2 separate regions of the Homo sapiens genome follow, and region 2 is linked to region 1. Evidence: chromatin contacts called from ENCODE Hi-C or POLR2A ChIA-PET data. All regions are on one chromosome and are shown on one strand. Each heading gives the region's core, a stretch centred on a gene start or an enhancer-like site at or near the end of the contact. The rest is flanking DNA. Distances are from core to core; before and after follow the strand shown.

The links. Hi-C counts contacts between places; a loop is a spot of excess contacts on that map. ChIA-PET counts read pairs that join two places held with the same protein, here RNA polymerase II (POLR2A). Pooled maps may share reads with other maps.
Region 2: a map of mammary epithelial cell shows a loop between it and region 1 (5-fold over the local background). The contact joins the enhancer-like site here to the promoter of GTSE1 in region 1. A Hi-C loop is called at or near these places in 11 of 168 maps with a recorded cell type or tissue (CD4-positive, alpha-beta T cell, CD4-positive, alpha-beta memory T cell, CD8-positive, alpha-beta T cell and 8 more), 5 of 37 single-sample maps with no recorded cell type and 16 of 50 pooled maps. POLR2A ChIA-PET finds 5 or more read pairs at or near these places in 7 of 52 experiments (CD8-positive, alpha-beta T cell, MCF 10A, PC-3 and 4 more).

What each region holds. Positions count from the first base shown.
Region 1 is chr22:46,295,336-46,298,540 of GRCh38, reverse strand. GTSE1 (G2 and S-phase expressed 1) reads right to left here and starts at 1,671. Exons shown (of 12, transcript NM_016426.7): 1 at 1,610-1,671; 2 at 1,062-1,161. The coding sequence starts at 1,140. GTSE1-DT (GTSE1 divergent transcript) reads left to right here and starts at 1,881. Exons shown (of 1, transcript NR_024009.1): 1 at 1,881-3,205. RefSeq lists an enhancer at 1,154-1,263 and a silencer at 1,414-1,613.
Region 2 is chr22:46,008,510-46,011,714 of GRCh38, reverse strand. It overlaps the pseudogene LOC730668. Among named protein-coding and RNA genes, the nearest start is that of WNT7B, 33 kb to the right of the region's middle. Within about 2 kb of position 1,439, at least 3 of the 41 ENCODE cell types and tissues checked have a DNase peak (open chromatin) inside an H3K27ac peak, as active enhancers do; they include PC-3, where a contact is called at or near this core.

The DNA.
Region 1 (3,205 bases), core at 422-2,921:
AGGTCAGGAGTTTGAGACCAGCCTGGCCAACATGGTAAAACCCCATCTCTACTAAAAATACAAAAATCAGCCAGGTGTGGTGGCGGGTGCCTGTAATCCCAGCTACTCGGGAGGCTGAGGCAGGAGAATCGCTTGAACCCGAAAGGCAGAGGTTGCAGTGAGCCAAGATCATGCCACTGCACTCCAGCCTGGGAGACAGAGTGAGACTTGGTCTCAAAAAGAAAGGATCCTTGGGTAGTGTGAGAAAACTACCCAAGGGATGTCAAAATGCTTTGTGAGGCTGGGTGAGGTGGCTCACACCTATAATCCTAGCACTTTGGGAGGCCGAGGCAGGCAGATTGCCTGAGCTCAGGAGTTCGAGACCAGCCTGGGCAACATGGCAAAACCCCGTCTCTGTTAAAAATACAAAAATGAGCCAGGTGTGGCAGCGGGTGCCTGTAATCCCAGTTACTAGGGAGGCTGAGGCAGGAGAATCCCTTCAACTCAGGAGAGAGAGGTTGCAGTGAGTACAGATCACGCCTTTGCACTCCAGCCTGGGTGAGAGAGCGAGACTCCGTCAATAAATAAATAAATAAATAAATAAAAACGCTTTGAGAGAAAAAGAGGGTGTGGCCTGTAACTCATTCTGTGAAGCTGTACCCTCACCTTGATACCCAAACCAGTCAAAGACACAAGAAGAAAGGGGTTTGGGGCCAGGCTTACTCATTAACATGGTCTCAAAGATCCTAAATAAGTCTTAGCAAACAGAAACCAGCGACAAACAAAAAAGAAAACATCGAATTCAATACAATAAATATTTGAGAGCCCACAAAGTGTTAGGTGCTGTTCAGGGCATGGGAGCACTGCGGTAAATAAAACGGATGAGAATCCTGGCTGTGATGAAACTTAAAATGGGGAGGAGGTGAAAGAAAACCAGAAAACGAAGGCAGATGTCATGTGTTTCACAGGTGCAGAGTACAAGTCGAGCACTTGAGAAAGAATTTCTCAGGGAAACATTAAATCACCCTCCATCTCTACTGAACATCCTGAACAACAACAGCGCCGCAGCAGCAAGGACTTGCCTTCCTTCTTAGGGTCATCCATGTTCACGTCCCCTGCCCGGCAGGCTGAAGGCTCATCGCGGCCGCCGCCTCCTTCCATGGAGAGAGCTGTCAGAAGTCACTGCAGGGTGGAACGGGGCCAGAAAGTGAGTACGTGTCAGGGCCCAGGGCTCCGGCTTCCTTCAGCCCTCGGCTCACAGAGGCAGAGAGAGCTGAAGGCCGCGGCCAGGTCTGGGAGAGGCGGCGCGGGGGCCGCTCTGAAATGATCGCATCCCAGGGGACCCCAGGGCCCGAGTGCCGCCAGGCCGGGAGTCAGCCCGAACGCCATCAGACGAGATAACGGAATTCTCGGCTTCTGGGCCAGAGTGTTGGGGGCTCTGTTTGCCTGGGGGGCAGCCCTAGACCTCCCGGCATCCCCGACCACGGCGCGAGGGGCCTCAGTGACCCCTGCTCGAGCCCAGGCCCGGCTCCTGGCGGGGCGCGGCCCCTCCCCGTCCCGAAAACGGCGGGCACCGCGCCGCACCGGGCCCACCGGGCAAGCCTCGCCCCCGACCCTGACCCCACCTTACCCAAAGCGGCAGACGATGCAGGACGCGCCTCCGGCACGGATTTAAACGCGGCGCCGGGAGACGCGGGTTGCCGATTGGTCGGTTTGAAAAGGGCTCCGAGAGGCGGCGGGCTGGGTGCGTCCTGGGTATTGTAGTCAGGACGCTGGTAAGAAGCGTCCAGTGCGCATGCGCACTGCTTCAGCGCAGCGAATGGCTCCGCACAGCGCCAGGGATCACCCACCCGGAAGTCTGCCCGGCCTGGCCGCCAAGTGTCACTAGGTATCCGCGTCAAGCCGGAACCATGTATAGCAGCTCCTTGTGTGTAGGGAGAAAGTTAAAACTGCCATCTAAGGGTGTCGATGGGAAGACTAAAAGTAGGCTCACCCACCTGCTGTGAAGCAGCGCGCGCGAGCTGTTACTAACAGTAGTGAAAAGCCGGGATCCCTGCCCCCGAGGCACGCACTGGGGCGCCGGCTGACCCAGAGACCTGAGGGAGACTCATTGCCGGAGCTGCACAGCCTGTGGGGCTGGAGGGGAACCGTCGCCCTTGGCGGGCTTCCCCAACCGCCAAGGCCTGAGGACCGCCGAGGGCGTGGCGGGAGCCTGTCCTCGGTTTTACAGGCCGGCTGGGGAGCTGCGTTGGAGGAGAGAGCCAGGGGCTGGGGCCCGGTGATGGAGCCTGCCTTGGGGAGTGCATGTGTTGGAGAGAGGTGGGAAGCAGATAGGATAACCCTGACCTGAGCCATGGAGACGCAAGGACAGGACTGGTAGACGGGTCAGTGGGCAGCAACTTAAGACTGACCTCGCTTGAGCCTTTGCCTGCGAACGAGGTATAATACCCACCTCGGGGGCTTGAGGATCAAATGAGGGGCTCCACCCACGGCAAAGTGTCACTAAGCGGGATGGAGGAGGATGCAGGAAGAGGAGTCTGGGAGGACCCGCTCTGAAAAGGATGGAACTCGAGAGCACCATTTTCAGGGACGAAGATAAGCTGTTTATTTGGGGCAGGCTGTGGGGAGAGCTGTGCAGCAAACAGCCACCCGGGGCCCAGGGCAGAGGCCTTCCAGGCTGGCTCGGGCACTTCTGGGTCCCATGTCCCTGGTTTTGCATCATCCATACCAATCACTCCATGTTGCTATGTTCCTTCACCAGAAGACTGGGGGCTCAAAAAGGGCAGGGCAGCCCTCACTCACCAGTCTCCCCAGCCTCACCCAGCTCAGCACAGGGCACCAGGCAGGGGCTGAGAGTGCTGGGGTAGGTGGGTGTGGTCAAACAGCTTGGAAAGAGTTTGGCCTGCTCATTGCATTCCCCTCAGCTCATCCTGGGGATGTCTGCTCATGGGAGAATGGCAGAGGGATCCCCAACAGTCATTCCTGATACTCCTCTCCCTGTATCATGTCAGCACATAGTAGGTGTGGCCTATGTATGGCAGATTCATTTCTGCCCCCAATAGGATTTGCTGTAGTTTGGATGTGTGTCCCCTCAAAATCTCATGTTGAAATGTGATCCCAATGTTGGAAGTGGGGCCTGGTGGGAAGTAATTGGGTCGTGAGGGCAGATCCCTTATGAATGGTTCAGCACCATCCCCTTGGTGATGAGTTCTTGCTTAGTTCACAC
Region 2 (3,205 bases), core at 190-2,689, 290 kb after region 1:
GTCCCACGGGATATGTTGCTGCTGAGCCCCAGTCACTGTGGCTGGACAGAGAAACCCTATTCCTTTATCCGCTGAGATCCTGCTGTCTTCATTCTCCTGAATGGCTGGGCAAGGGAACTGGGTGCCAGAGGGCAGAACTGGGGTAGTGCCTGCCCCGGCCCTCCCAGCCTCTCCCCTCCACTCCCTGTCCCCACCGCCAGCCCCAGCTTGTTCCCCAGAGACCCAAGGGACAGGCTGTGGGGCCTGGCAACTCAGCCCCGACGGGCCCAGTCTAAACCGGTGTTCCGCCAGGGAGGCCCATTTGGCCGTCCGGTTGCCTAAACAGCCCAGCCTTTGTCCGGGGCGGTCACAGGCGCTGTTTGCTCAGTGCCCGGCTTGTTTTTCCCAGGCCAGTGAGGCAGGCAGAGGCACCGGAGCCATGGAAACAGCACAGACCACCTGTCCTGCCCCAGCTCCGCTCCCGCTCGGTTGCTTTCTCTGCCTCTGTGGACCTCCTGGTGCGCTGGCCCTATCCCAGCTGGGCCCTGGGCAGAGCAGGACTCACTGTCTTGCCCCCGCCCACCCTGGGACTTCAGCTGGGCCCAGCACAGAGAGAGCCAAGGGGTTTCTGGAGCTCTGGAGTCCCTCCACCTGCTCTCAGCACTCACCAGACGCAAGCTCTGTGGACCATGGGGACTGAGGGCTCCTTCCTCTGCCCCCCGGCACTCCTTCCCCCAGCCACTCTCCTGGGGAGGGGCCAGGGATGAGGCCAGCTCAGGGAAATACTCTCTGACCTGAGTTGCCCCAACAGGAAATAGGCTATCTTGAAAGGTGGTGAGTTCCCTGTCATGTGAGGCATGCAAGGGTAGACTCCTAGGGCTGCTATAAGGGAATCTTTATTGTATGGGAGGGGACATTAATGGATCGAGTGAGTATAGAAAGAGTTCTTTCTTTTGTTCATTCATTCACTCCATTTATTGACTGACTCATTGATTCATTCAGAAAACACCAGTGGTGTGGCATCCATCCTCTGGCCTAGGCTGGGTGCCAGGTGCAGAACATTCAACCGTGAGACTGCAGTCATGACTCCTGCTTTCATGGCAGGCAGAGTCACATGGGTAAGAGGATGTGGGGGAGACACACATGAGAATGAACAAGGCCTCCAGGAAGGTGGGGTAGGAGCCGAGAGGGATCAGAGAGATTATGAGTTTCGTGCCCTATTCCATGGGTGGAAAACTGAGGCACAGAGGGATACTCATGCCACATAGAACCTGGATAACTCCCCAGAGCTTCTGGGTCCACAGTCATCCAAGCTGCAAACGCCGCTGAGAATCCTGAGGAGGGGAGGCTCCTTCCAGGTGTTGGGAGTGGCTTGGGAGTGCTCCAGCAACCCCGCATGCCCCAAGCACTGCTTATGGGCCAGGCTGGGGTGGGGAATGCTGAGAGCACTGGGGAGAACCTGTTCTTGGGACTGACTTCCAGATTAAGACAATCTTGCTTCGAGGGGCTGTGTGGCTGGCTTTAAGCACCAGGAAGTTCTGATCTTCTCACCTGTTCTAGTTAATTAGTGCTGCATAACAAACAGCCCCAAAACAGTGACTAAAACTACAGCCACTTTATTACGCTCAGGAATTCTGTCCTGAAAGGGCACAGTAGGGACAACTCCACTCTACTCTGTGTGGTTCAGTGGCTCACCCGAGACAACTCAAATGGCTGGGGGCCGGGACACCTGCTGCTGGTGGATCCACTTCCAAGATGGCTTCTGCATTCGCATGGCTGGTGCCTGGGCTGGGCTGGCTGGAAGGCTGGAACTGTCAACCAGTGCACCCCCATGTGACTCCTCATGGAGCTTGGGCTTCCTCACAGCATGGAAGTCTCAGGTTGTTGAACTTCCTTCTTAGATGGCAACTTAGGACTCCAAGTTATAAGCCATATGGTCTTTTATGAGTGAGCCTTGGAAGTTACCCAACAACACTTCTGCCGCATTGTCTTGGCTGAAGTAGTCACAAGCCCACCTGGATTCAAGAGGAGAGGCCATAGGGCCCACGCTTCAATGGGAGAAGGACCAAGGACTTTGCAGCCATATTTAACACTGCCACACTAGCCTCCAATTTCCTCCTTTCCTCTCTGAAAATTCTGCCATCTGCCAAAGTTGGGCTTAAATTCCAAGCCAGAAAAACTTCCTGCTAATTCCTATCCCCAGTAACACTTCCTGCCCACCGCTGCATTCTTGGTTATGGTTGCTCTAATAAGTAATGGGGACAGTCATGAATGTGATGCCCCTCACTTGGCAACCATGCCCATGTGTTCACACATGTATATTCTTCTTTGGTTCTTAGAGTAATCCTGTGAGGCATTTTAGATGAGCGAGTGGGCATCTCACATGGAGTTTTGCGGGGTGAGTAGGAGTTTTCCTGACAGACAGGGTTTGAGGAAAAGTATGATGAGCTTGGGCACATGTACAGTTGGGTGGGGCTGGAGGACAGTGTCACTGACTTGAGGCAAGAGGCTTCTCTGTGGAGAAGTGCTCCACACAGTCCTCTGTTTTAGGAAGACTCCTCTGGCCCAGACAGTGTGAAGGCTGGAAGCTGGCCTGGGGGAGCTGGCACTGAGGCTCATTCATGGACCCCCACAAGTGCCTGTCTGCCTGTGCCTCCTACGTGGTTTCACGAGTCCTTTCAACCATTATCTGGGTGGGCATTGTCAACCCATTTTACAGATGAGAAAGCCGGGCTGGGCGCAGTGGCTCATGCCTGTAATCCCAGCACTTTGGGAAGCTGAGGCGGGCAGATCACTTGAGCTGAGTTTGAGACCAGTATGGGCAACATAGGGAGACCCTGTCGCTACAAAAATGAACCAACAAACAAAAATTAGCCAGGCATGGTGGTGTGCACCTGTGGTCCCAGCTACTCGAGAGACTGAGGCGGGAGGATTGCTTGAGCCCAGGAGGTAGAGGTTGCAGTGAGCCATGATCGCACCACAGCACTCCAGCCTGGGTGACAGAGAAAGACCCTATCTACAAAACACACACACACACACACACACACACACAAAACAGATGAGAAAACTGAGGCACCAAGAGGTGTTTCTGGAATCCAAACTTGGCAGGAAGGCTAGGAGCAGGGTTGGGAGCTGCCCTTGTCTCCTCCACAGGCAGGAAGCTTGTCCTCCCTCTCCAGCACCTCAGCTGCCCCTGCCACCCCCACCCCTCTCAGCCCTGACCCTG